2 separate regions of the Homo sapiens genome follow, and region 1 is linked to region 2. A link is an interaction called in ENCODE POLR2A ChIA-PET data of the cell type or tissue named here. Cell type or tissue: HepG2. All regions are shown on one strand. Each heading gives the region's core, and the rest is flanking DNA. Links, peaks and the distances in the headings are about the cores only.

Evidence for each region. Peaks named below come from ENCODE experiments on the same cell type or tissue, not always from the same donor. Only the 100,000 strongest peaks of a DNase experiment are listed, where the experiment ranks them.
Region 1: POLR2A ChIA-PET joins it to region 2 with 10 read pairs; 2 of 35 experiments call an interaction of 5 or more read pairs at or near these places.

Annotation. Positions count from the first base shown.
Region 1 is chr17:43,764,853-43,779,793 of GRCh38, forward strand. It overlaps DUSP3 (dual specificity phosphatase 3), which reads right to left and starts at 14,125. Exons shown (of 3, transcript NM_004090.4): 1 at 13,948-14,125; 2 at 9,860-10,086; 3 at 1,273-4,962. The coding sequence starts at 14,072. The coding sequence ends at 4,757. RefSeq lists an enhancer at 13,389-13,683 and a silencer at 13,616-14,305. In HepG2, for the core only: no CTCF peak of the experiment used is centred there; a DNase peak (open chromatin) is centred at 7,309.
Region 2 is chr17:43,539,709-43,554,649 of GRCh38, forward strand. ETV4 (ETS variant transcription factor 4) reads right to left here and starts at 6,632. Exons shown (of 13, transcript NM_001079675.5): 1 at 6,477-6,632; 2 at 5,850-5,960; 3 at 5,566-5,659; 4 at 5,267-5,314. The coding sequence starts at 5,909. It also overlaps a transcript of DHX8 not described here. RefSeq lists enhancers at 694-1,194, 5,221-5,998, 5,999-6,776, 6,898-7,057, 14,940-14,941 and silencers at 5,828-5,887, 5,928-5,977, 6,428-6,547, 6,598-6,737, 6,758-6,807. In HepG2, for the core only: a CTCF peak has its summit at 4,468; DNase peaks (open chromatin) are centred at 4,993, 5,943, 6,363, 6,683 and 1 weaker place; H3K4me3 peaks cover 4,871 bases; H3K27me3 peaks cover 653 bases.

The DNA.
Region 1 (14,941 bases), core at 3,587-11,586, 230 kb after region 2:
GTGGCATTTGGACCAGACTTTGAATGACAGGCCAAATTTGGAAAGTATATTATGCTCCTTTGACTCCTTGGGATCATAGAATCTTTGATCTGGAAGGACTCTCAAAGGTCATCCGGTTTCATTCTCTACTTGGTTCTGGAGGAGGCCCCTATCTCTAATTAATGGAAACTGAGGATTCTCCTTATTGGCTGCATTTTAAAACAGATTTTGCTCCCACTTGTAGGTGGTAAAAAGGAAATATCTGGATTAGGAGGGCAAACTTCTGCTTTTAGGCAGTACCCTGCATTGAGGGATGTCCAAATCACCTTGTCTTTATTTACACATCCATACACAATGGAATGCTATGTAGCTGTTAAGATGAAGGGGGTAGAACAATAAAAACAATAACCATAATATAAGCTAAGCAAAACAAACAACAAAGCAGAGATATCTCTGTATATACACACGTATGCACATATGTGTGCTTATATATGCTTGACATTTTCCTTTAAGGATATGATGCTTATGGGGAGACAGATTGAAGGAGCAAGTGACTCACTTTTCCGTATAAGCCTTTTGCATTGTTTAAGTGTATTACTATGTACATATAGTATTATTTTTAATGAAAAATTTTTTAAAAATTATACTTAAAAACTTTTACCTGTTTTATATTTTAGTGCTCTGCCTTAAGATTTTGTGTAGAACCATAAAGATTACATTGTCAGAGTCTTGACAAACAGGAAGCGAGTCCAATTGCTTCATGTGATAGAGGGAATGGGAACCTCGAGAGGCTTTCTCTGCCCAGACTTCTGTCTGGGAGGAAAAGGCAACTACTTTCTCTAAGGTTTTTTATTCAAAGGAACATAGCACCAATAGTGGAATTTAAGGCATCTGGGGGAAGGGGATATGTTTAGGGACTGTTCATTTGCAGGATCACTCAAATCTCAAAATGTCACCCAGTCATCACGTGAGGCTACCTTGAGATGAACACCCTAGTCCCCTGCTTTCTTAGAAGCACAAACCTTACCTCCTTCATTCAGGACCATTATGGCCATTCTACCTAAGAATATTCCTACCAGAACATTTCTGGTACTGGAAAGGTGTTCATCAATATCTACTGCATAAACAGTGCCATCATGGAACCTATAACTAGCTCAGAACGGCTATGTTTTAGATGATTATTTTTAAAAAGTTAGAAATCGCAAATATAAAAGCTAAGCCCAAACAAAAAAAGCTAAGCATAAAAACGTAAAAGAATACCAACTGTGATAAGAAGGACAAAAAAACAATACCTTTGTAATGTAAGACATTTATTTTGGCTAAAGTTCTGGTGTTTTAACACTGATTTGTGATACAACGGACATTAAACTTCCTTTTAAAAAGAAAAAAACAATTTGGTAGCTCTCCCTTTTCTGTCCAGAAAAATTCACTCTTTCATAATCAAATTACCCTAAAATTTGGTGGCGTTAAGAGGCAACAAAAGTTAAGCTTCCAACGAATCTGTTCTCTCAACCGGAAATGTCTTCTATTTCCAATCAGGATAAAACCTTGACTTACTTGCAAGGACTATCACGGTTAGCCCTTCAGTGATTCCTGACACCAGTTCTGTGAAAAAGAAAATTTCCTGCGAGAAAAGCTCATGTCTTCATATTGAAGATCAGTACTTTTTTTTTTTTTTTTCCTTTAAAACAGTAGCATCTTAACTTGTGGCACAAAAGGCACCAACATTCCCTTTCCAAACCATCCATCACCATGGGTGGAAGGCAGCGCCACCTGCTGCCCATCATATTATGGCTCACATACCCATAATTTCCTTGCGGTGCTGAATTCCAAGTGGGGATTATTAGAGACCCCTCAGAGCCAAAAGGGGACCTTAGAGGTCTTCTAGATGAGTCCCCTCATTTGTAGGTGGTGGTTTCTGGATAACTCAGAGTGGCAGGGACACAGACGAGCCTGTGGAAAGGTATACTGCTTTAAGATTGAGAAGAAAACCATTTGGCGCTCTAATTTTGCCTGGATGGTGCTCTGTCAGTCAAAGAAAGGGAACAGGTCTGGGGAGGGGGTAAGGGCACCCTGAGTTCCTGTTCCATCACTTCCCAGGCAGTAGAAGGCTGTCCAGGAACAGCTCCCATCCGCAGCTGGGCATGTGTTGGCTCTTACACAAGAGACTTTAATTTTACTTGAAGAACTAAGAGCTAAATCTTGTTAAGTAAATACGGGGTTTCAGGGGTGAAGGACTATCAAGAAATCCCAAGTTATCAGCATAAAAGTAGTCCCAAAGTAAAGGCAGTAATTCTCCCAATGGCCTTTTCTCCCTCATGCCCCCACAGAGACTTTCGAGAGGTCCTAGTTAGCCAGCCACACCAACCTGCTGTGTTCGCGTAAGTAGCTGTGCCTGTCCCATGGGGTGACCACTGCCTGGTCATGGGAGGGGAGCCCCAGCCCCAGCTCCCTAGCCTTTTCCAGGAGCAGAGCAGAAAGCTCTACTTCGGGGTGCTACATCCCACCTGGAGAAAGAGCTGCACATTCTAGCCTATGAGGGACCCACCCTTTTCACTTGCTTCTCCGGGGCTGGATTGAGGGTAAGTGCAGTACACCTGGAGATCCCAGGGAGCCCCCTTCTTGAGAAAGAGTATCGTATGAAAGAATCCAGCTTCAGGGAGCAGCAAACCCAAAATCTTGCCCAGCTCCACCTTATGGAGCTGGACAACCCTGGGGGCCAGGCCCTTAATCATTCTGAACCTCAGTTCCTTTTTTTTAAAAAAGGTCACAATACAAGAACAAGCTCTACTAACTTTACAGGGTTACTGTGAGGCTCAAGTTAGATTAAGTTGGAAGGCTACCTAGAAGCTGTGCAGTGAGGTACCCAGTTTAGAGGATGGCCATTTCACTTAGGTGGGTTTATCTGGACACCTTTTTCACTATCTGGAGAAGAAGACACATACTGGTTGTTCAGGGCTGCTGTGGTCACAGAGAAAAGCGGACAGCAAATGACCAGGCTGGGCAGGGCTGCTTCTGTGTGATCAGAGACCTTCCCAGCCGGGAGTGAGGCCTTACGCCACACCTGCCTCTCCGTGTCCCAGCCAGGAGCTCCTGGCCAACTCTGAAAAAGGCACATTCCCTACCTTGGCATATTAACACTGCCTGAATTTAAATGTAAAACTGAGTTGTAAATAGTCAACAAAAGTCCCTGATATTTCTTTCGTTTTAGGTAAGACTCCTTCACAAGGCCTTGCGAGTGATCCTACCATGAATTCAGTCTTCTGGGAGCGTGACACACCCACCAGAACAATGCCCTATATATATTTGGTGCTCAAAAAGTGTTTACTTTCTTAAACTTTTATCAGACACCTATGTGCAAGGTGCTGGGGGCATGGCTGAGGACCTTCTCTTTGCCCAGAGTGACCCTGAAGATAAATAGCATCACAATCACTTTCCATAATAACAATAACGTAAAATCCTAACAAGACTGTATTTAAAACAAAACTCTTATATTCTGGCAAATGTGCATACACATGTGAGGGCTGGTGCATTCCAATATCATCCTTAGAAAGTCTTTTGAAAGGTTTATCGTGTTTGGGTTTTTTTGCTCTACCACCAATAAAGGATCCATTTGGACACTCCGCCATGTCTCATGTCTGCCTGGCTGAGTCACTTCAGGGATCCCGTGCTGGCACCAGAGAGCTGTAAGAGCCACCTGCAATGGGCAGGGTGTGTGCCTGGGACCTTTCACTTCCCTGCTTGTCTTCTGGCCGCGTTTCTGAGAGGCACGCCCCCCACACACATCCATGCACACACGCTGTAATTGGCCAACTTCCTCCTTCTGTTCTTGGAATAGCAACCGAGACAAAAAGCAGTTAGCACGAGTGGCTTGGGCTTGCCAACACTACAATTCAGGACAAAACCCTTGTAATTCTCCAAATGGTGGGGTTTTTAAATAGGTTGGACTTCAACTCCCTGTTTTCTAAAAAAGAAAAAAAAAAAAGCATGCCCAAGGCATCACTCTTCTCAAAAACGAAGTGACTGAGATAAGATCGAAGGGAAATATTCCAGAGCAGCAGATTCTGAACTCAAGGCTTCCAAAGATTCACATTTTGAAAACTCTATGGATTTAGGAGGGTTCTCCAGGTTTGCCCACAAGGCCTCTTTGTGTAGGGACCATTCATCCTAAGGAAATCATTCAAATGCAGCCTTGCTGTGGGAATCTCCATCCACTAATAACTGACGGACACCCCCACCCCAGCTTCGGACCTCAAGACGTGAGAGGGCTGCCTATGCACAGGGTGTGGAAGGCTGTGGGGACAGTGCAGGGCACAGACGTGGTGGGGAGAGTGGCCTGCATTTGCATAGTTCCTTTACTAGGGCTCAAGGTGTTGAGGTCCACACTCAAGAGAGGATTCGGGAGTTGGGGAAGGGAGGTCATGAGGGACCTCTGTGAGCATCTTAGGCCTTACACTTCCACACACCTCCTGCCGTGGGCCATCGGGAAGCATGCAGGCCACAGGCCTTCCCCCTCTGAGCCCCCATCTCAGGGAAAAGACATCATAAGTTACAGAAACAGGACAACTGGGGAGCAAGGACGCCCCCCTTGGCAAGCTTCTTTATGTGCTCCCCAGGGTGGGGAAAGTGGCCCAGGACTGTGTTGGGACACACTTGTAGACAAGTGCCTTGTGATGCTGGGAGCAGGGTACAGTGTGTTTCCTAAACATGGCAGCTCGGGACACCTTTGCCCACGGCCTCCCCCACGGACCTCTCGAGCAGAGGTGGTGGGGGTGCCCTAGGGTTTCAACTTCCCCTCCTTGGCTAGTCTGTCATTGAGCTGGCAGAGCTGGGCCAGGAAGCCATCGTTGGGGCCGATCTCACGGTTCTGCCTCACGATGCTCAGGGCAGACTTGACGTCCATCTTCTGCCGCATCATGAGGTAGGCGATAACTAGCGTTGGGGAGCGGCTATAACCTTCCCGGCAGTGGACGAGCACCCGGCCTGTAAGAAACAGGGGAGACGTGGTGAGCTGGGGGCGTCCCATCACACCATGGCGTTGGTCAAGACTCTTCCGTGAAGTGCCACTTAAAAGCACAATGTCACGCCACTGTGTGCCTGTCAGAATGGCTAAAATGAAAAGGATGGAAAACCCAAAGTGCTGGTGAAGATATGGGGCAACTGGAACTCTTCTGCGTGGCTGGGGGAGGTGAGGCGTGAATTGGCACAACCACTTTGGAAAGCTGTGCGGCACGGCGGTATCTCCTCAAGCTGAACACGTGCATCCCCTCTGGCCCAGCAATCCCACTCCCAGGCCCAGGTCCAATAGAGATACGCATTCACATTCACGAACATGGGCCAGAATGTTCACAGGCAACACTGCACATCATGGCCCACAGTTAGAAACCCCCAAAGGCCCATCCACAGTAGAAAGGACAAATACAAAGAATGACCAGACTGCCACTTAGCAGAAGCAACACGGAGGCAGCACACACATATGAGGTGGATGAGCCCACAGAGTAGGAAAGCGGGCAAAACCATCTGTGCTGTCAGAAGCCTGCAAGGGGCTGGGCACAGTGGCTCACGCCTGTAATCCCAGCACTTTGGGAGGCCAAGGCAACTGGATCACAAGGTCAGGAGTTCGAGACCAGACTGGCCAACATAGTGAAATCCCGTCTTTACTAAAGATACAAAAAAATAGCTGGGTGTGGTGGCGCGAGCCTATAATCCCAGCTACTCAGGAGGCTGAGGCCAGAGAATTGCTTGAACCCAGGAGGCAGAGGTTGCGGTGAGGTGAGATTGTGCTGAGATTGTGCTCCAGCCTGGGTGACAGAGCGAGACTCTGTCTCAAAAAAAAAAAGAAGCCCGCGTGGCAGAGGCCCTGGGAGCTGGGGATGGGGGTGGTGGAGCATAGAGACTGGGGGTGCTTTCCAGGGTGCTGGTAGTGTTTTGTTTCTTTTTTTTTGAGATGGAGTTTCCTTCTTGTTGCCCAGGCTGGAGTGCAGTGGCGCGATCTCGGCTCACTTCAGCCTCCGCCTCCCGGGTTCAAGCAATTCTCCTGCCTCAGCCTCCTGAGTAGCTGGGACTACAGGCGCATGCCACCATGCCCAGCTAATTTTTTTGTATCTTTTAGTAGAGGTGGGGTTATTTTAATATAGTGTGTGTGTGCGTGTATATATATGTGTGTGTGTGTGTGTGTGTGTGTGTGTGTATGTGTGTGTATATATATATATATAAATAGACACCATCTCTCAATATCCACAGGGCAGATTGGCTCCAGGACCTCCTGCCGATACCCAAATCCACAGATGCTCAAGTCCCTGATTATAAAATGACATCATATATGCAAATAACCTCTGCACAGCACATCCTCCCCTATACTTTAAATCATCTCCAGATGACTTATGATACCCAAGACAATGTAAACATTTATTAGATTATATCATCTAGAGAATAATGACAAGAAAAAAAATCTGTACATGTTCAGTACAGACATAACATCTTTTTATGTTGTTTTTAATATTTTTCAGACTGAGGTTAGTTGAATCCACAGATGTGGAACCCACGGATATGGAGGACCGACTGTATATTCTATTGGTTCTGTTTTTTCTAGAGAATCCTGACCAATACACTGGTTATTAACTCATGATCCACCTAACCTCAAGGTGCCTCAGTTTTCTTATCTGGCCAATAGTACCCATTGCACAAGGTGGTTAGATTAAAGGAGAGGACACATGAATCCTCTAGGTTAGCACCTGGCATCCATGTGCACTCAATAAATGTTACCCAATACTGGGCATCCTCTGGTAGCACCTAGTACACCCTCAACTACAGCAGCCCTGGTCCTGTGTCATTGCCAGACATGCGCAGATTGACTTTTCTCTCCCAGAGGACGAATTCTTTAAGAGCAAGAAATGGCCGGACACGGTGGCTCACACCTATAATCCCAACACTTTGGGAGGTCGAGGTGGGCGGATCCCCTGAAGTCAGGAGTTCGAGACCATCCTGGCCAACATGGCGAAACCCCGTTTCTACTAAAAATACAAAAAATTAGCTGGGCATGGTGGCACATGCCTGTAATCCCAGCTACTCAGAAAGCTGAGGCAGGAGAATCACTTGAACCTGGGAGGTGGAGGGTGCAGTGAGCTGAGATTGAGCCACTGTACTCCAGCCTGGGTGACAAGAGCGAGACTCCGTCTCAAAAAAAAAAAAAAAAAAAGGCAAGAAATGTGGGGCATTGATTTTTGGATGCGTTACAATCTCTAGCATACACTATGTGCTCAATAAATATTTGCTGACTAGCTGAGTGAATTATTACCTACTAACACCTCTATAAGGCCATTGTTTGGCAAGGAATCTGCTAGCCCAGAGTCCAACAGAGTCTCTTCTGCTCCTATCACCCTACCCCCAAAACACCACTCTATTTTCCCAATGCCTTCCAAATCAGGAAGCAGGAGTCCTCCACTTTCTTGCCCATTCACCCTCCGGCCTGTATGCCCGAAATATTCAGAGTGGGGCTTCCCCTGCCCCACCCTAGGAATGAGACCCTCTGCAGAGCAGCCACCTTACCATCTAGAACATACTCTGCATGCCCAGTGCACACAGAGCCTACTGGGAAAGGGGCCAGTTCAACCTCCCATTCCTCTAGGCTCAGCCCAGATGCCACCTCCTCCATGAAGCTGTTTTCCCAGCTAGAAGTGACTGCTCCCTCTTGAGTACCCTCAGCCATCCCACCCAGCTCTCAGTGATGGGTCCCTGGGCCCCACACACTGTTGGAGGCCAGCATGTTTCTGTTGACTCACTTCGCCACTCATTCTTAGAAGCATTTATACTTGGCATTAGAGCCCATGGAATTCTTCATCACTTGCTCATTCATCATTTGCAGTGTACCTACTATGTGCCTGATGCTACATCAGGTGCTAAGGAGACAGACAAGGAACAAAGTAGACCCAGCCTGAGGGCAGGCTTCATGGAAGAGAGGACACCATGCCAAGGACAAGGTGGAGTTTGCCAGAGGAAGGGGTAGGGAGAGGCAGAGAGAACTTTTCAGACTAAAGACCCAGCACACCTGGACTGAGACAGGTCAAAAAAAGGGCGTGTTCCTAGTTGTTTGGAAAGAGGAAACAAAGTCAGAGAGCTTGAAATTCCCTGAATGAATAACCAATTGCTATTATACGAGAACAACAAAATCCTTCCCCTTCGCCCAGCCTATGTTTACACAGGGTGAGGAACTCAGTACAGCTGGAGTGGAGGAGGTGAGCAGGGTTGGGGGGTGACAGTGACCAGGAAGGACCATGAGGGGCCTGTCAGCAAAGTCTGCAGATACTCCACAGTAAAGCTTCTCTCTGAGCCCTGAGCGTTCACTGTCCAGTGGTCTAGAAAATTCTGTTTACTGGAAATCATTCAGACAGTGAGCCTGCTGGGCCCAAGAGTCATCAGTGTAGTACAGCCAAGGCTGTTCACACCTCATGGGGGTCCCCTCCGCTGGGAGGGTTTGGGGTGGGGAGAGACGAAGAGGTAAAGGGAGGAGCTGAGAGAAACAGCTAAAAGCAGAAAGGGAGAAAGGGCAAGTGGCCCAGCCTGCTCAGCTGATGTCTGCTTTGTGGCCTTCTAGGGTTTCTTGCTGGAATGCCTTGGTGACTGCCAGCGCCTTGGTAGTTCTCCTTCAGTCTTATCTTATATTTGGGGGCTGCAGGAAGTGTTTCGTAAGTGGCTGGAAGATTTGGCCAGGGGGGCTGTGGTTTGCTGACTGCCAACCTAAGCTGACCGCAGCTACCCCTTTTCTCCTTGCCAGGCAATCACGTGAATCTCTAGCCAATGAGATGTGAGGGGTATTTCTGGGAAATGTTTTACTTGTTCTTAAAGAGAGAGACTGGGCATGGTGGCACGTGCTTGTAGTCCCAGCTACTCAGGAGGCTGAGGTGAGAGGACTGCTTGAGCCCAGGAGTTGGAGACCAGTCTAGACAACATAGCAAGACCCTGTCTCTTTAAAAAAGAGAGAGAGAGTGGCCAGGCGCGGTGGCTCATGCCTGTAATCCCAGCACTTTGGGAGGCAGAGGGAGGCGGATCACCTGAGGTCAGGAGTTGGAGACCAGCCTGACCAACATGGTGAAACCCCATCTCTACTAAAAATACAAAATTAGCCAGGCGTGGGGGCGCATGCCTGTAATCCCAGCTACTTGGGAGGCTGAGGCGGGAGGCTGAGGCAGGAGAATCGCTTGAACCTGGGAGGTGGAGGTTGCGGTGAGCCAAGATCGCGCCATTGCTCTTCAGCCTGGGCAACAAGAGTGAAACTCCATCTAAAAAAAAAAAAAAAAAAAAAAAAGGAGAGAGAGAAGAGGAAAAAAAAGAGTGGGAAGAGATGGCTGCAGGGCCTCATCTGCTGTACTTTGTCCTGCTTGGATGTGGTGACTGGATCCCATCTTGGGACCATGACGGGAGCACCCAACACTGAGGTGGCAGAAGAGAGAAAGGGAAAGGGCCTGGTCCAGAGGCCACCATGGAGCTGCTGAATCAAGCAGCCCCTTAATCAACCAGCCCCCATGCTCCTTCACCTCAGGACTTCTTGCCATGCACATTAACACATTAACACATCTTCCTCATCGTTACAGCTGTTTGAATGGGGGACGTGTAAGCAACTGGAAACCAACCTCCAGCCAAAGTGCAGTCAAACGCGAGGACCCTGGGGCTGCCATGGTGTGAATGAGTTGCACATCCTGTGACACACGGGGCCACTTGACAGCCAGCCAGGTGAGCAGAGAGAGACCTACAGCTCTGTCGTTCACCCCAGAAGATGGGAAACAAGGGAGTTTCTAAGAAGAGACCTGTTGTGGGCCTGTTTTCCAGAGGGACAGTCCAGTCAGAGCTGCCTCCCATCTTTTCCTGGTGGGAGGTCCCTTACCATTCTTTTGAGCCAAAGCCTGGTCAATGAAGTCGGCAGCCCTTTCAAAGTAAGCGCTGAGGTTGAACTCCTGTGTGTCGTTGGCCTTGATGCCCAGGTATGTGATGCCGGAGTCCTTGTAGAAGTTGGCATTGGTGTTGACGTGCATGAAGGACCTGCCCTCAGCCGCGTTCAGCACATGGGTGATGCCTAGTTTCTGCAGCTTGGGGATGTCCTGAGCCACAGACCTGGACAGGAGACAGTGGTGGGGATGATTAACCAACCAAATGGCAGCCCCAGGGGGAGGAAGATGGAGAAGGATTTAAGCCTCTTAGCAAAGCAAGGAAACCCTCCATGCTCTGGCCCCTGCCAGCTTCTCCTGCCTCATCTTATGACCTCTTCCCTCACTCTGGCCATATCGAATTGCCAGCAGCTTCCCCAAATAGACTGGTGGTTTCATAGCCATGCTGTCCCCTCTGTCTGGAATGCTCTTTCCCACCTTCTCTGGAGAAATGCGCCCTCTCATCTTTCACACCCTCCGCAGTGTTTGTCTCCCCTCCATTCCATTTGGCCCCATGCTCCCTAAGCTGTGGTGGGGGTGTACATAGCCAACTGGTTACAGATGGGCTCTGGAACCAGACTAACTGGGTCTGCATCCTGCCCAGGTACTAGCCAGGCAACCTTAAGCAAGCCATTTAACCTTTCTGTGCCTCAGTTTCCCTCTCTGTAAAATGGGGATAACAGTGCCTTCTCCTTGAGGTTGTTATGAGTATTAAATGGGCTATTCCATTGACAGAGCTGGACACGGTAGTGAGCACTATGATTCTAATGCTTGATTGTGCTTCTGTGTTTAGACATCCAGACTGTGAGCTCCTTGAGAGAGGAACCATGTCTGCTTTAAGTCTGTTTCCCCACCATCTGCTATAGTACCTGCTACATAGTAGGTGCTGAATAAATAAGCGGTGAATGAGTGCAAAAGAATAAATTTGTCACGTACCAGGCAGCCCCCTCCCTGCCCCCAGAGGGATCCTACCTGCCACATTCCACTGGCTACGTTTCCAAAGCTCTTTTGGGTGATTTAGTACTTGGGGAGTAAGTGGCCCCAACAGAACTATGGGAGGTTACAAAATAATTTATCTAAGGTCGGGTGCAGTGGCTCACACCTGTAATCCCAGCACTCTGGGAAGCCGAGGCAGGTGGATCACCTGTCAGGAGTTCGGGACCAGCCTGGCCAACATGGTGAAACCCCGTCTCTACTAAAAATACAAAAGTGAGCCGGGTGTGGTGGTACATGCCTGTAATCCCAGCTACTCTGGGATTACAGAGGCTGAGACAGGAGAATCACTTGAACCCGGGAGGTGGAGGTTGCAGTGTGCTGAGATTGTGCTATTGCACTCTAGCCTGGGTGACAGAGTGAGACTCCGTCTCGAAAAATAAAATAAAATAAAATAAAAATAATAATTGGTCTGAATGGTGAAAAGGCCCCTTTATTTCATCTCACAAAACATCCCAGTCCAAATAGCAGTTTATACTTTATAAAATGCCACCTCCTGTGTGATCTTGCTTGCCCACTGCGAGCAGCCCTGTGAGGAACAAGGATGGCAATATCCCTGCTTAACAGAGCTTGAACTCAGGCCCAACAGGATGAGCAGAGGGATGGGCACAGGCCCCGTGTGCTGCTGGTGGCAGATCTGGGAGAAGACCTCCTTTCTCCCGACATCCAGCCCTGCTCTATCTTCCACCTCACTCTGCCCCTCATGCCCACATCTGCTGCAAAACCCCCAAGGCCTGGCACATGTGGCTCACACAGGCTCTGGCTCTGCCTTGTGAGGACGTGGCTGCGGCCCTGATTTTGTTAAGGGAATGGAGCCCAAATCCTCTTGGTGCTTGGTGCTCACTGATCCTCCCTGTTGAGGAACCCCCACACCCCTGGCCAAGTCAAGGTCAGAGGTGCTTAGAGGGCAAGGGATGTATTTTCTACAGTGGCCATCAGCAATTGCCACTCTGGCTACACCAGACGTGTACAACCTTGGTTTCCACTTGGGAAGTGATGACAGCTGAATGGCCAACCTGCCCAAGCAAGCGGGATTCCTGAGGCTAACAAGGCCTGCTTGCTGCTTGGTGCAAGAGGAAGGGTGTCTCTAGAGCTTTCCAATTCCTGAAGCCTTTGGCTGACACTGTGGGACTCTGTTTATTCCTGCTTAGGACACCGCGCAAGACTGTGAAGCAGTGGCTGATAGAAAAAAACACTTTGAAGAGTCACTCCCATTCATCTCCCTTCTCTAATACTTTTTTTTTTTGAGATGGAGTTTCGCTCTTGTTGCCCAGTTGGAGTGCAACGGTACGATCTTGGCTCACTGTAACCTCCACCTCCCGTGTTCAAACGATTCTCCTGCCTCAGCCTCCGGAGTAGCTGGGATCACAGGCGCCAGGCACCATGCCCAGCTAATTTTTGTATTTTTAGTAGAGACAGGGTTTCACCATGTTGGTCAGGCTGGTCTCGAACTGCTGACCTCAGGTGACCCACCCGCCTCGGCCTCCCAAAGTGCTGGGATTACAGGCGTGAGCCATCGTGCCAGGCCTCTAATACTATTAATAATTCAACATTCAAAAAATTTACAATTATCATTATTACTATCTCTACTATGAATGAACATTGTACAGTGCCTGACATAAAGCAGGTGCTCAGACTGGTGAATGAATGATGGAATGGATGAGAACTGTCCCCATGAGGCTGGGGCCTGATGGACCCCTTCTAGTTCCATGATGACCCCCATTTCCGTGGCAGTCCTTGGCAGGCTAAACAGCAGGTCATAGCGGAGGTCAGGAAATACATACATGAACAAGACATTGACCCTGTCCTTGTAGTCCCTCACACACTCTGAGCCACCATTTCCTCCTCTGTAAAATGGGAGGAGGGTTAGTTTTGAGTTTTCAACATGCCATCCTTGGGCTGAGCCATGAAGCTTAGGATTTTGGTAACTGGGTCCTCAGAGTATCGTGAAAATCCAACTTGAGGCTTTCCAAGGCTGTACAGGCATGCTAATATATTCTTTCTTGAGGCTCCTATTTCACATCTCAGAATGTTAACACTGGTTCTTTCCTGCTGATTAGACATTCTTACTAGAAAAAAAATTTAAAATTTAAATTAAAAAAAATCTCTTACTGTCCGGGTGCGGTGGCTCACGCCTGTAATCCCAGCACTTTTGGAGGCCGAGGTGGGCGGATCATGAGGTCAGGAGTTTGAGACCAGCCTGGCCAAGAGACCAGCCTGGCCAATATGGTGAAACCCCGTCTCTACTAAAAATACAAAAAGTAGCCAGGCGTGGTGGCGGGCGCCTGTAATCCCAGCTACTCGGGAGGCTGAGGCAGGAGAATTGCTTGAACCCAGGAGGCAGAGGTTGCAGTGAGCCGAGATCTCGCCATTGCACTCCAGCCTGGGTGACAGAGCCTGGGGGTGAAAGGTCAAGAGCCTTTTCTAGGTGGTGGCTCAGGTCCTTAGGGGGGTTATCACTGGACCGTTCTAGAATCTCCTGTAAATCAAATCACATCTGGAAGGTGGGGGCCTGGAAATCCCGGCCCAGCTCCCCGGACTCGCTCATTTGGGGTGTTTAGGTTCCCTGATCCGGGACTGCCGGGCCGGGAAAATTCCATGCCCGAATTGTGACGTCGGCCCGTTGCCATGGCGGCGAAGGCAGACATTCCGCGGTGACCTCACTGCAGAACCAGGCAGCTGTCACATGACGCGCGGGCAGGAGACCGGCCGGGCGACCGAGGGTCACCTGTTAAGTGAACATGGTAGCCCCGACCCCGCCCAAGGCCAAGCCCCAAGCGGGTGGCGGCTGGGACCCGGGCAGGCGCCACCCGGGCTCCGTGCACCCCGCCACGGGGAAGGGCCGCGCCCGGCCAGGCAGGGTTCCAGTTCCTTGGCCCCACGCGCGGGGGTAGGCGTCGACTCCAGGCCCCTCCCAAGCCCCCGCTGTGGCTCCCGGAGGGGCCATCGCGCCCGGGCTCCCCCAACCCAAGACTCGCGACACCCCGACCCCAGCCTCGGGTGGGCGGGGCGTCCCGAGAGGGACGGCGGGGCCGGGCTCGCGAAAGGGACTCACGCGTTGCCCACGTAGATCCGCGGGGTGACCTCGTTGCAGGGCTGGCTCGGGAGGCTGTAGCAGCCGCTGCCGTCCGAGAGCAGGTCGTTGAGATCCTGCACCGAGAGCTCGAACGAGCCCGACATGGCGGCGGCGGGGCCCTGCACGCCCGGCAGGAGCAAGCGAGGCGGAGAGCGGCGGATCAGCTGGGCGGGGGCTCGCGCCGGGAGCCGCCCCGTCCCGCCCCTGGGGCGGGCCCGCCGGGCTCCGGGAGCTGCGGAGCGCGGGCGCCGTGACGCGGGGGCCCCGCGCGCCACTCCTGGGCGCGTCCCGGGGGGAAGACGCCACCGCCCTGGAGTCTCAGGGGTCCTCGCCCCATCCCGGTCCAGGCCGTTTGTGTATCTTTGTAAACTGGCAAGCGCGGTAACTTCCTTCCCTGAATTAAATGCAGGGCCCAATAAACATTTCGTGGCGGAGGTACACCTAGGGGTCGCTTCAGTCTTTCATGATTACAGGGACCGCCGGGTTCGGCTCGTGAGCGGCTCCCTGCAGTGGAGGCACCACCCGGGCGCTTGACAGAATCCCCGCCCCAGCCCAGCCCTGCTGGATCAGAGTGGACATTTTACGGACCCCAGGAGGTCCCTACGGTCAAAGTCTGAGAAGCCCTACTCTGGGGCGCATCTGCTTTCAACATTCATTGAGAGTCATCGTCGTGCTTAAAAGCAGTCAGGTTTGGAATTCTGAGGAATTACTTAACCTGAGCCTGTTTGCAGGGAAAAAAAAAAAAAGCGGGATAGTAATGGTACCTAATTCTAGGGTTGCTGGAAGGGTTAAATGTGACATTCAAAGAAGGCACCCAGCACTGCATGGCGAGCACTCAATAGGTGTTAGTCCTTCATCAACAAATGCGTTGAGCACCCAGTGGGTGCTATACCCTGTGCTGGGGTGGAGATAAATCAGACTCCTGCAGCCCTTCCTGGAGCAGATGCCAGCCCACCATAAGCCACTCAGCATT
Region 2 (14,941 bases), core at 2,557-10,556:
CTAGCCCTTCCCTGCAGGCTCCCCCTCTCCACACACAAGGCAACACTAGAGGCAGGTCCTCTCCAGGAAAGCACATCTCACAGGGGATATTTTAGGTTGTGATATGTTGCTTGGCAAGAATATTCTTCAACAATTTGCTTTAAATATCAGAGGTGCCAAGTGTTTATAAACATAGGCTTATATTAATAGATAGTTGATTTCTTGACAGAAGCATTAGGGAGAGGGAGTTTAACAATCACAAGCCACCAGCAGCTAAACGAGAACTTAGGACAAGTCAACATAATAATACTTTGGTCTGAAGTGACCAAAGACATCAATGAGACATGAAATCCGCTGGCAAGAACAAACAGAAACACACAGCCAGCACACATCTTTTCAGGAGCACAAACACGGCAAAAAGACAACCATTCCCAAACTGGCCTGATTCAAGAGTCACCAGGACGTTGTTAAAAACACGATTACAGCCAGGTGTGGTGGCTCACGCCTGTAATCCCAGCACTTTGGGAGGCTGAGGCAGGCAGACGATCTGAGGTCTGGAATTCTACACCAGCCTGGCCAATGTGGCGAAACCCCATCTCTACTAAAAATACAAAAATTAGCCAGGCATGGTGGTTCTCGCCTGTAATCCCAGCTACTCTGGAGGCTGAGACAGGAGAATCGCTTGAACCCAGGAGGTGGAGGTTGCAGTGAGCCAAGATAGCACCAATGCACTCCAGCCTGGGCAACAGAGTGAGACCCTGTCTCAAATAACAATAATAAAAATAAAATAAAAACACGATTCCCAGTCCCCTCCTCCGGAGAGTCCCATTCCATAGGACTGGGGTGGGGCCCAGGCATCTGCATTTTAAAATCTATTATAAGGAAGTCTCCTGTGTCAGGCTTGAGTGCAGTGGCACAATCAGAGCTCACTGCAGCCTCTAACTCCTGGGCTCAGGTAATCCTTTCACTTCAGCCACCACAACCTTAAAAATAGGCACATTTGGATAGAGGGTAAGAGGCCAAATCTGTCCACCTGCCCAGGGATGCAAAGCCAGGCTCCCCACTGTGCCCTCTGGTCCATTCAGAGGCAACATCCCCCAAGGTGGCAGGAAGCTGGGGTGATGGGAGCAGAGTGACCAACATTTCCCTCCCTCCTACTAGGCAAGAAGGGTCCCAAGGGAAAGGGTGGTGCAGAACTCAGGGGTGGCTGACGCATTCCGGCCCCACCCCTGGGGCCTCATTAACTGCTACTTTCCATTGAGGTAATGGGCTGGGGGTATCTCTTGCTGGCGTCACTGGTGCTGGAGAGCAGAGAACCCTCAGCATCATCTTGCCTTTCTTCCTGCCTCGGGCCTGACAGTTTAACCAGGGACCCCTCCAGGCCCGGAATCCAGGAGGAGGCTTCCTCCAGCACACAGACCACACCCCAAAAGAGGTGGTGCCATCCTCTTCCCAGAGCCAGGAGAAATCTGTCCTAGCTCAGCCCCTCCCCCAAACACTGGCCTTCTCCCAAAGGGGTAGGCCAGGGCCCTCAGTCATCCAGAGACTGTCAACAGGATAGAAACAGGAACACTGAGCCTCGCGTTCCTGGAGAGCAGGAGAATTTTTAATTACCATGTTTCGTCTTAAGTGTACACCACTCTCTTTATTTATTTGTTAACTTGGCTGAGTCTTGGCTGCCAAGCCAGTGTGCCAGGGTCTGTCCCCAGCTCCATCCCGGTACTAAGATGGAGTTTATCTGTCTGGGGACGAGGCAGATGATTAAGGAGGGGGTGGGAAAAGTGCCAAGACAGCATAATGCCCAGAGAGAGAGAAAGAATTTTAGGGACTCTCCTTTCAAAAAGGGGGGTTAGTAAAAAAAGAGGAGGGGCTTGGGGGGTCTCCCAAGCTGGATTCTGGAAGAACTGAGAGGTTAAAACAGAGATACACTGAAGCTCACCATAGGTTAGCCACCCACACTACATATGCTCGGTCACCCTCTTCCCAGGATCCAGTCATAGGGTGAAGGGGGTAGAGGCATTCTCCAGAGCTTCTGCTCCATTGTGTCACCGCTGTCCCTTACCCTGCCCCCACCCTGGCAGCCTCTGTACTGGAAGGAACCAGTTCACTAGTTGTGGAGGGGACATATTTGTCCCCAAGAGTCTTCAGGAAGGGGAAGAGACAGAAAGATGGAGAAGGAGGCATTGTAGCTGGGAAAGATTAGGGAGGAGATTAACCTCATCCCTCCCCACAGACATGCCGAGGCACCAGTGTACATGCACTCGGACGCATATTCAGGGATGCACACACCCTAATTCCTTTTACTTCACTCTTGCAGCAGCAAGACAGCACAGGGTGAAATGTGCCCTCCATGCATGCCCTCCACACATGGGGTCTTTTTTTGACCTACAAATATGATTGGGACAGCCAAAGGGCAAAGGGACTGGAGCCCTTGGAGGAGGGTTGGGGAGCAGTGATTCCTGTGAAAAGGGGAGCGCAGATCGATCGATCCCTTTGAGAATCTGATAAAAGCTATGGGTCATTCTCTTCCTAAAAAAATCCATACACCTTTATGTATGGTGCACTTCCAGCAATTTTACACACAGTATCAGAGGGATCAAGGATCCCAGCAACCTATCCATAGGGCTTCTGGGAATCCACAGACCTGAGCCTCACACAAAGGGGTCATGGCCTAGAGTCAATGGCCCTTACTACCAAATAGACAACAAAGTCATTTTCCCCAAGGATTCAGGGCTCCTGACAAGCCTGGAAAGGAACCTTGGACAAAAAACCAGCATATCTTTTACCATAGCCAGACACATATTGGGCTCAGCCTGCCTGAGCCTGGGTCTCCCTGTAGCAGCCTGATTCTTTCCCCAACATCTCAACAGATCCCAGGCACCCCCAAATCAGACACGCCCTCCTAGCCTCACATCATTCACCCCTGTGTACAAAAACCCAACCCCAAGGATATGTGAGCTGCCTCCATAAAGCCGCACTCACACTCACCCTTCAACGCCCGGACGCAGGACACTGAACCTGCAACCACACTGGAATCTTCCTGTATCTGCCCGGCTCCAACCTGTGCCTCCTCCAAATGCTGTCTTCACAGACCCACCCACACTACCAGGACCCCCCTGCTGCTTCTCTTCAAATTGGGGCTTTGGAAAAAACCAAACTGAGAAAGGGAGGTTGGGCTCTGGTCCCCTTTCCTCCTAATGCGTCCCACCACTGGCAAGTTTCCAAAGAAGCTAGTCCCTCCCTGCCACCCCAAAGCTCCCCATGGGTTGCCGGGGTCACTGACCTGGTGGGAAGAGACAGGAGAGGAGGCTGGGGTGGTGTTGGGATGGTGCAGGGGGACAGGGCCCCGGCAGCTGCATCTGTCTCCGCAGAGAAAGTGAGAAGGAGCGATCGGCCTCAGCATCCCCCCCTCAGACCTGGCCATCCATCACCAGCTGGGAACCTGAGCTGCTCCCTCAGAAGGAAGGAGAGGGAACCAAGGAGATCCCAGCGCCCACCCCCCTCACCTCCGCCTTGCAATCCCCACCCCACCTCCCCACCCACTGGATTTAAATGTACAGGGCAGCAGCATGTAACTAACACACACACACTCTCTCTCTCTCTCTCTCTCACACACACACTTGCTGTCACACCGACACTGACACAGACAGACATTTGTACCCTCTCCAGACCCCTGGCCAAGGGGTGGGACTTCCAAGGTAGAGAGATGAGAGCATTTTCCTCCCCCTCCCATCTCAAACCCAGGCACAGATGGACCAGCTGCTGCCAAAATGCCAACCTCAGCCCACCCCTAGCTCACAGCCCTAGGAGCTGCCCACTGTGGGGACTCTCAGCTGACAGGCAAGGAATGAAGCCCGGTGAGCCAGAGAGAAATCAGGCACTGGGAAAGGAAGTCTTTGAGAGCCCACGGAAACTGACACCTCTGCATTCTTCAGCTCTAGCCCAGCTCCAGAACCTCAGAAGAAGGATGGGGAGACGGGGCAAAGCTCTGCCTGTAAATTGGAGCTGGGCATGCAGGACTTGCAGGGTCGGGGATGATGCACACAATACCCTCAGAACCTCCAGATCCCTCCAGCACTCACACAGCCATTCAGCCATTATTTCCACAAAATGTCTTGAGTGCTTGCTCTATGCTAAATAGTCATTCTGTCAACATATATATTTTTAGAATATCATAGTGGGCAAGACAGACCTAGTCTCACTCCAAGGATCTAGTCAGGGGTCATTTTCTTTTTACTCCGAGCTTCTATGGAGAGTTCCAGGGTAGTTGGATTTGAGCTTTAAAAAAATTAGATACCCAGGGTGGAGGGATGAGGAGATCCTAAGGAAAATACCTCAAAAAGACCTCAAAAAAGGAGTTCCTAGTGTTTTGGCTTCTTCATTTTCATAGTGTTAAAATAAACCCTAAGATGGGGGTAGTTAACCCTTCCCTCTCAGAGACTGTCTAAACCACCATTTTCCCTCCCACCTGCAGCCCCACCAGCGACACCCTCAGGCCCCACCAAAACGCACTGAAGAATCCAACCAGGAAACCTCCTGAACACACCACTTCCCCATCAGACCCAGCCACGGACCCAGCCACGGACCCCACCCCAGCCAGCTCACAGCTAACTCCCCAGCACACAGGAAGGGGGGAATTTGCCTGGAGGCAGAGGTATTCAAGCGGGATGGAAGAGGGAGGAACACTTGCTATTAGAATTACAATCAAGGCTATTTGGGGAGGGAGCCCTGGGCTCTCTGTGCCAAAGGACTGCCGAAAAGAATTATTTAAACTTTTGTTGTTCTTTTGGCTTGGACAGTAAATTGTTTGGTGCTGGGGGTTGGGAAGAAGAGAAACCCAGGGGATAAGAATCAATGCTTGGGCAACTCTGGAGGATGAGTGACAAATTAATTTCTCCCCCCACCCCCCACCAACAACACCCCAACATGCACCTTGGCCTGGCGGCTTCTGCAAAACAAACTTTACAAATGAAAATTTCAACCAGGAAAATGGGCCTGGGGCCAAGTTCCATTCAAATAAGCAAATACCCCACACAATGGTCTGATTCATCCTCAAGCCTAGTTACACAAGCCTGGCTCAGGGTAGAGAAAATAAATATCAATATAAGTGTCCACGCTGGGTGCTGGGGTGAGTAGAGTGGCAAGGGACCTGGGGAGAGGGCCTTGGAGAACTCCTTGAGGCAGGGAAGGGAGAGGAGAAGTGTAGGGCTTAGGGTGGAATACCAGGGGCTACGGAGTGTCCCCCTGTCCAGCCTCCCAAAATAGAAAAGGTCACAAAACTACTCACCTTCAGCGAGCCACGTCTCCTGGAAGTGACTTAGATCCTGGAAGAGATCTGAGGGGTAAATAGTGGAATTGGAGGTGAGGTGGAGGGGACGGTAAGAGAGAAGGGGCCCTAGCAAGACCCGGTGACTCCCCTGCCTTGGGAGTAGGGACCGAGAAGAATGACCAAAATCCCTTGGAGGGCGAGTTTTTTGGGGAAACAGGCGGGGGTTCCAGAATCGGCCGTGTGTGTGTGTGTGTGTGTGTGTGTGTGTGTGTGTGTGTGGCGGAGGAGGGTCGCGGTTTGTCTCTCTTGCTCTTTACCTTCAGAGTCGAGGGGCGGCAGGGAGCCCGGGTCCATGAGCTTCCCCAGCGGGCCGATCAGCGCTTCGCGCAAGCTCCCATTTCCGGGCGATTTCTGCGAGAAGCGGGGAGAATGCCCGCGAGTCACCCTGAGGCGCTTAGTCTGGGGGACGAGGTTGGGGTCCTCGGGTGACTCAGGGGCGGGGCAGCCCAGGACTCCGCTGGGACTGCGGGGAGGGGGGCTGTGGTGAGAGTAGGGGCTGGGTGCGGGGCGGGGCGGGCGTGGAGGCCGGCGCGGCGCTCACGCTGCTGAAGGTGTAGGGCACTTGCTGGTCCAAGTATCCGGCTTTCATCCTCCGCTCCATCCGGCCGCTCCCTCCGGCCGCACGGCCGGGGCCCCAAGCGGGGGCCGAGACCTGGTGGGGGAGGGGGCTGCGTTCGCACACCGTCCAGGGAGGGCTGCGATGGGGGCGGGGAGGGGGCAGTCCCAAGGCTCTGGGTCCGACGGCGAAACTTCTCCGACTCACTGGGGCGATGGCGAGGTTTCCGCCTGCCAGGCCGAGCGCCACCACCACTCCCCTCCCGCCAAAGGCCAAAGGAGGTCCCACCTGCTCCCAGGAGCCGGGCTCGCCGTTTCTGCTTTCTGCAGCCCTGCTTTACCCGGGCTCGGTTACATAAGAACGTGTGTGTGTGTGTGTGTGTGTGTGTGTGTGTGTGTGTGTGTGTGTACGCGCGCGCGCGCGGAGGAGCAGGCGAAGCGCACACCATCGCATGCCCACAACTCCCGCGCCCCCTCCAACCCTGAATCCCAGCACCTCCCACCCCCGCCCTGGAATCTGCGGAGGCGGGTGGTGAGAGTGAGTGTGGTGTGCATTGGAGGCGAGGCGGGGAATCACAGACACTCTCCCTCCCTTTCCCTCCCGCAGCCTCACCTGAGGCCGGGGCGTCTGGGCTGGAGCCGCGGGGGGTCCCGAGCATGCCCTGGAGCCCGCACCGAGGGCCGCGGGGCTAGGCCGGAGTAAGGCGGCCCCGGCCCCGGGTCCCCAGCGCACCGACTTGTTTTTCGGGCGCAGCAGACAGTTGTGAGCCCGGGGGAGCAGCTGATTGGTGCATTTCCTTCGCTCGGCCTCAGCTCTCCACCCCCCGCCCCGCCACACCGCCCCCCGTTTCCCTTTGTTTCATTGACTTTTGTGAATGGAACCCCAGGGCTGGGCACGCCCGCCAATCCGGAGAGTCGTCCGGCCTGGCCGGGGGGCGGAGTTTCCCAGCCGCGGGGGCCAATCAGAATGTAGGGGTTGGCTCCCGGCTTCATTCAGTGCTCCGGCTCCCATTCATAAAAAAATAAAACTCGCGGCTGGAGTTCATTCATAAAGAACCGAGAGAAAAAGAGAGAAGCCGAGGACCCCGCGGCTTCTTCACCGTCTCGCCACGGTCTTGGGTCTGATGCGCCGCGTGCTCCTCCGGCTGGCGTCTGCACACGTCTCTGCATCTGCGTGTACGTGGGAGTATGAACATGTCTGTGTGCGCCCAGGAGGGAGGCGACCGGGCTTGTGTGCCCAGAGGAACAATAATAACTAGCATTTATGAAGCGCTCCGCTTCCACGTGCTCATTTCGTTCCCATAACCCGGCGAAATGGATCGTTTGTATCTTACAGATATTAAAAATGAAACTCAGAGAGGGATGGTAACTCTCCTGAGGTCACTCAGCTAGTCAGCACCTCTGGGGTTTACAGCCTCAAATCCCTCACACTCTCCTGTACACCCCTCTGAAGCCATGATTAAATGAGTTAAGCTATGTGACAACTGATACACAGTAGGTGATCAATAAATGTAAACTGGCACAGAATCCAGGCTTTTCCTCAAGGGTCTGTTCTCTGCAGAGCTGTTTTGTGACCCACTTTCTACTGATTGCAGCAGAAACCAGAAGCCCCAGGGTAGATGATTTCCGAAAGTGTAGCTCCCTCTCAGCCATCTTCCCTCTTATCTGAGAGCCAGCAAAAGGAGCAAAAGCCCCAAAGGTTCTGATGATCTGGAGGCAGGATGGGTTTCAGTTTTAGCTAAGAAGCTGGTCATAGTCTCTGTCATCTCATCCATTCACCACTTCTTTCAATAAACATTTATCGTGTCAGATACAGTGCTGGGTTCCAGGCAAGCAGCTATGTCCAAGACAGACATCTGAGGGGACCTGGGGTGCTTGGGCTGTGGCCATGGGGGCACAAAGGACATGAATCCTCAAAGGCCTTTTTGCTGAGACAATTCTCTATGTCTCCAGCCTATGCACTCCTTTGAGGACAGCCTGATTTTTTATCCTGCCTGTTTGTGATAAACACAAAAGAATGTTCAAATGCCAGGCCAGCAGGAGTGGCTTCCCAAATTCATCTAACCTAACACCCGCCACTTTACAGATGAGGCAGTGGAGTTTCAGAGAAGGAAATGACACATGTAAGCTCTTTGGGCCTGTCTGGCCAGAACTAAGGCTAAAACATACAATTGCTGTTTAGTGTTCATAAGGGCTCATTCCATGAGATCTGCTTGTGCAAATGGAAGTAAACTTCCCTTTCTATAGGTGCTGTAATATTCTATAAGGCTCATGTCTATTGTCCCTCTCCTCCAGGAAGCCTTCCATGATAGCCTGAATCAGTTCCTTTAGCCATATACAACATTCTTGACTATATCTCTGGTGTGGATGTTTTTCATCCTGCCTCATGGTATAGACATCCTTATCTATGGAGAGCTCTCCAGAGCTCATTTGCCTCTGAAAGTCCTCCTCAGCCTGTTAGCATGCTTATGAGGGTGGCATGAAATGCTTGTGTAGTGAATAGGTACAATAAAGACCAAATTAATTGAGCTTAGCAGGAACCCTGCCCAAGGAAGGAGAAACAAGCCCAAGCAAATCCCAGCTTTGGGCTGGATGGAACCAGTTTAGAGACAAGTGTGAGTTCTGGCCAAGAGAAGTGGAGAGGAGGACAGAGGGCTCTTCCTGGAAGGCAGCTTTGATGTGGTCTCCATGACAACGAAGAAGAGTCCAGTAGGTCTTTAAGTTGGTACTGGGCACTTCAGTAGGATGGGACCTCTCTAGGGATGCCAGTGCCCCTCTGGTTCTGAGTTTTTTTGTTTTTGTTTTTGAGACAGAGTTTCACTCTTGTTGCCCACACTGGAGTGCAAAGGTGCAATCTCGGCTCACTGCAACCTCCGCCTCCCGGGTTCAAGCGATTCTCCTGCCTCAGCCTCCCGAGCAGCTGGGATTACAGGTGCCCGCCACCATACCTGGCTAATTTTTTGTATTTTTAATACAGACGGAGTTTCACCATGTTGGTCAGGCTGGTCTCAAACTCCTGACCTCAGGTGATCCACTTGGCTTCCTAAAGTGCTGGGATTACAGGCATGAGCCACCAAGCCCAGCCTTTTTTTTTTTTTTTTTTTTTTTGAGAGACAGGAGGGTCTCCCTCTGTCACCCAGGTTGGAGTACAGTGGTGCCATCATAGCTTACTATAACCTCAAACTCCTGGCTTCAAGCTATCCTCCCACCTCAGCCTCCCAAGCAGCTGGGACTACAGGCATGCACTATCATGCCTGGCTAATGTGTTTGTTCATTTGTTTGTTTGTTTTTGTAGAGACAGGGTCTCACTATGTTGCCCAGGCTGCAGGTTCTGAGTTCTTATATTCTTCTGGAGGGCCCCTGGCTCCCTGGTGAGTAAGTGCCCCCTCCACATTCCCAATCCTCTCCAGCCCTGGCAGAGGCTGAGTGGCCTTCCTCCCTCAGGCTAAGAGAAGATACTGCTGCTGTCACTGACCTCTGATTGAATGTCCAGGCTCAAAACAGTGATATTTCCAAGGGGAACATTAGCCTCTTACACCACTGGAAGTAGTTGGTGGGGAGGGTATAGAGGGGCTGGAATTTCTGTTGGGAATCGAGTCACAATAACCGACATGTACAGCCATGCCCTGCTGTAAGTGCATGACCTGCATTAACTCAGGCAACCTCATAACGATCCTGTGAGGTAAGTATTAGGATTTTCATTACCATTTTACAAATGAGGAAACAGAGCCCTCACAAACACACATCTACCCCAAGGCCCCCCACAACAGACTGAGGACCACCCCAAATGGACTCACAGGCATGCAGACACTTTGAACTCACAGACTCACAGGCATGCAGACACAACAGGCCAGATGGAGGCCACACCTGAGCCAGAGATACACAGGAACACTCTTGGATGCAGGACGCTCACAGTCCCCTCCTGGACACACAGCTTCGTGGACACATGCAGCGTACTCCCTGACACCCTCCAGCACATCTTTGGTGGGGGTTGCACAGGTAAATGCTTCTTTCCCGGCTACGCTAGTAGATTGGGGGCTGAGCTCTGACCTGTTTCCCAGGAGCCTAAGTTATAAAATGTAAATGTGAGGCTTTGATATGCAAATGTTCATATAAAGGCAGGCTGTGGCTTGCTCAGGAGACTGGAATATCAGAGCACTGTGATGAGTAGGGAGAGGAAGCTATAGATTCATCTGGATCAGACATCAAGGTGGCTCAGGAGCCATCAGAGAAGCAGGCTTTCCCCAGGGCAGGTTTCAAAGAATGAGCGGCATAGGGCTGGATTTGGTTCTCTGGGTTGGGTTAGCTGGGGACATCCTGTGGGTGACCTATGCCATGTGACTGTGAGAGAAGGATGGAAGTATCCTCAAGGCCTAGCTTCCTCATGGTCTGGAAGAGCTGAGTTCCAGAGCCTTAAAGGGTGGAATCCAGTGGGGTAACCTTGGGAGACAGCTCTGCAAGGTCAGATGGATGAGATAAATAGGGTCAAGTAATGTCCTATGTCCCTTTAGTGTCTCCCAGACTGGAGACACTAGAGGAATGAACCAGACAGAGGGGTCAGGTGGTGGGGATGAAAGATGGGGAGCCTGCGGTCCTCCCCATGGGCTGGTGGGTCAGGATGACCAAAACATGCCACTCTTTGACTTCCTTTTGTCTTGTGTCATTGTCCCCTTTTCACATTGCTTCCTCTAAATTACAGGGCTTCTGGATGATGGGTACGTGGATATGTACCCCTGAAATTAACTGCCTGCACCAAGATGCCTGGTGCACATTTTTCTTTTTCTTATGTATTTATTATTTTAATGTTATAGAACTAAGCAGATTTTTTTTTTGTGGAGGAGGTGCAGGGACAAGTTGTCACTATGTCACCCAGGCTGGAGTGCAGTGGAACGATCATGTCTCATTTGCTGCAGCCTCGACCTCTTGGGCTCAAGCGATTCTCCCTCCTCAGCCTCCTGAATAGCTAGGCCTACAGGTGCTCGCCACCACGACTGGCTAATTTTTAAATTTTTTGTAGAGATGGGGTCCCACTATGTTGCCCAGGATTGTCTCAAACTCCTAGGCTCAAATGATTTTCCAGCCTTGGCCTTCCAAAGTGCTGGGGTTATTATAGGCATGACCCATCATACCCAGCCTGGTTTTTATTTTTTAATCATAGATGTCTTTACAAATATCTTGTCAATATATATCACCTTCAACATGGTTGGAAAGGCACCACTTTTGGAGAACGTGCTGGGGAGGGAGGTAAAACAACTACTTCCCTTGTTCCTCTCCATCTTTTACTCAGCCTGAGATCTCTCTTGAGACTCCAAAGAAATGGGGCTCTCCTTCAGCCTGCTAGCTGGGAGTATATTGGGCTAAAGAGGAAGCGCACAGATAAAGCTGATGTCTTGCTCAATTCCTAGGGGCACCCTGTGGAGGAGGAGAGCAGTCTCCATATAAAAGTTCTAAAGATGAGGACTCTTTTTCCCTTGGGTGGTGCAGGCATTGGACGTCCTCAAGAATCTTGGGAGAAACAGAAGATCAGATTGTCCCAGCCTGACTCATGAAGGATTTCTTCTGGCAGACAGAGCAGACCGAGATGCAGTTAAGAGTTTGAGGTGGGAGGCCGGGCACGGTGGCTCACGCCTGTAATCGCAGCACTTTGGGAGGCCAAGGCGGGCGGATCACGATGTCAGGAGATCGAGACCATGGTGAAACCCCGTCTCTACTAAAAATAAAAAAACTAAAAATGGCTGGACGCAGTGGCTCACGCCTGTAATCCCAGCACTTTGGGAGGCCGAGGCGGGTGGATCACGAGGTCAGGAGATCGAGACCATCCTGGCTAACACGGTGAAACCCCATCTCTACTAAAATACAAAATATTAGCCGGGCGTGGTGGCAGGCACCTGTAGTCCCAGCTACTCGGGAGGCTGAGGCAGCAAAATGGCGTGAACCCGGGAGGCGGAGCTTGCAGTGAGCCGAGATCGCGCCACTGCACTCCAGCCTGGGCGACAGAGCGAGACTTTATCTCCAAAAAAAAAAAAAAAAAAAGTTTCAGGTGGGAGATTCTGGTTCCCTCCTCACCCCCACTTGTGTGTGACAGTGTGACATTCCCAGGAGTAAAAGAATGAACACAATGACCTCTGTGGAGCCAAATCTACAAGGGATTGTTTTAGAATTATTTATTGGGGAAGGAGTGTTACCTTCTGAGGAGCTGTAAATTGAACTTGTCAGGATCCCAGTGAGAAACATCTTAATTTTTTTTCTTTCTTTCTTTCTTTTTTTTTGAGACAGTCTCACTCTGTCGCCCAGGCTGGAGTGCAGTGGCGTGATCTCGGCTCACTGCAAGCTCCGCCTCCCGGGTTCACGCCATTCTCCTGCCTCAGCCTCCCGAGTAGCTGGGACTACAGGCGCCTGCCACCACTCCCGGCTAATTTTTTATATTTTTAGTAGAGATGGGGTTTCACCTTGTTAGCCAGGATGGTCTCGATCTCCTGACCTCGTGATCCACCCGACTCAGCTTCCCAAAGTGTTGGGATTACAGGCGTGAGCCACCGCTCCCGGCCACATCTTAATATTTTTAAACAAGGCTAAATAAATGCATCGTCCTTTCTTCTGGAATATTGTCCCAGGAGGAAATGTTGGAGCCCAGTGCTGGAAGGCTAGCAATCAAGGATGCCCCAAGGAGAGCAAGTTTTATTTTTAGAAGGTGCTGGTGACTAGCTTTTCATACTTGCTATTTGCAGTAGCTCAGGGCTCTCTCCCAAATGCAAAGCATTCCTTGTCCTGTTCTGTCTCCTCCTGTTAGATTTCAACCCTCTCTGCTTCTAGATGAAGCGCCCCAGCTCAAGGACGGGCCCTCTCAGAAAGCTGCAGGATATAACATTTTCTTTTCCTTTTGATTTTTTTCTCTTTCTGTTGAAGAGAGACAAACGGACAAATGTCAGCAGGCTGAAGGATGAGAATGGAATTGGTGCCAGTTGGGGAAAGTCCAGGATGCTCCCCTTTTTAATTAAGTACGGACTTGAATTATGAGGGGCCACAGAGCCTGCTGGGTGGGGCTCTGCTAAGGGAAGGCAATTTCTCTCGTTAAAGATTAAACACGGTTTATTCCACTTAGCCTCTCCTCAGCCCTCTGAGAGTGTCTGTATTTGCTCTTGTTGTCAGGAATAATGGGCAACCGAGTGGACGCCCCAGCTTGATAAGGCAGGGACAGAGACAGTTCTGTCAGCACTGGCAGAAGCCTGGGGACTTGACTCTTACCTGAATCTTTTTGGGAGAATGGTGGTAATGGGTTGGGGGGAGAATTCCTGGTTTTATTTCTGAGATTTTAAAAAAATTATATTTAATTATTATTTTTATTTTTATAGAGTCAGGGTCTTGCTCTGTTGCCCAGGTTGGTCTTGAACTCCTGGCCTCAAGGGATCCTCCTGCCTTGGCTTTCCAAAGTGTTGGAATTACAGGTGTGAGCTAGCACACTGGCCTTGATTTTTTTTTTTTTTTTTTCTAAGAGACAGGGTCTCGCTCTGTCACTCAGGCTGCAGTGCAGTGGTGCAATCTCAGTAGGCAGGTGCCACCACTCCCAGCTAATTTTTGTATTTTTTGTTTTTGTTTTTGTTTTTCTGAGACGGAGTCTCGCTCTGTTGCCTAAGCTGGAGTACAGTGGCACGATCTCTGCTAACTGCAACCTCCACCTCCCTGGTTCAAGCGATTCCCCTGCCTCAGCCTCCCGAGTAGCTGGGATTACAGGGGCACGCCACCACGCCCGGCTAAGTTTTTTGTATTTTTAGTAGAGATGGGGTTTCACCATGTTGGCCAGACTGGTCTTGAACTCCTGACCTCAGGCAATCTGCCCACCTCGGCCTCCCAAAGTGCTGGGATTACAGACATGAGCCACTGTGCCCGGCCGTAATTTTTGTATTTTTTGTAGAGTCAAGGTTTTGCCATGTTGCCCAGGCTGGTCTCGAACTCCCGAGCTCAGGCAATCAAGCCCTGAGCCAGCGTGCCCAGCCTTGTTTTTGTTTTTATCCAAAACACAAACTCTTCTCTCTCACTAGTCCCTGACTGCCCCCAGGCTGTAGGGTTTTCCTGAAACTCAGGGAGCTGCTGCTGTAGATTTATTTTTCTTGTTGATTCTCATCTATCCTACTGGCGACCCCAGCCCAGATTTATCTGGTAATTTACAACCACAGTTGTTAATTAATGATCTGGAGCCACAGAGCACAGAGCCCAGGAAATGATGCTCCTTCTGGGTAGGGGCGTTGCTTTCCTCTTGCTTTGTGGGGACCATATGCCTGGGTGGAGAAGAGGATGGCAGAAAGAAAGGATGTTAGGGGAACACATGCTGAGAGGACATAATACCTAACCAGAGGGGGACCAGGCATTCTGGACCCCAACTTGAGTTTCCAAAATACAGTGTTTGGGCCGGGCGCAGTGGCTCACGCCTGTAATCTCAGCACTTTGGGAGGCAGAGGCAGATGGATCATTTGAGTATGGCAAAACCCTGCCTCTACTAAAAATACAAAATTAGCCAGGCGTAGTGGTGCATACCTATAATCCCAGCTACTTGGGAGGCTGAGGCAAGAGAATTGCTTGAACCCAGGAGGCAGAGGTTGCAGTGAGCCGAGATCACATCATTGCACTCCAGCCTGGGCAACAAGAGCAAAACTCCGTCTCAAAAAAAAAAAAAAAAAGTACAGTGTTTGTATATGCGCTTTACACTTTATTGTTTTACTAAGCCTTTTAAGATATCTTATTACATTTTCCCAGCATTCCTCAAAGTAGGTATATTTAGTTCCATTTTATAGTTGAGCACTCTAAAGTCCAGAGAGTAATTTGCTTTATGTCACCCAGGGAGAGGGAACCAACCAAACCACCCGCTTCAGACTCCCCAGCTCCACGGAGTTCCAGAGATAGTGACTTCTGAGGGCTGAGTAAAGACAATAGCACGTTGTTCTTTCTAGCCTGATCCCCAGTTCTCTGGGATCCTGATCCCACCTGACCCTCCCCTTCTTGACATTTCCTTTTTATGTTCTTCCCCCACCCCACCAAACCCCACTTTCCTGTTAAGAAATGCCTGTTAGGATCTTGTTAATT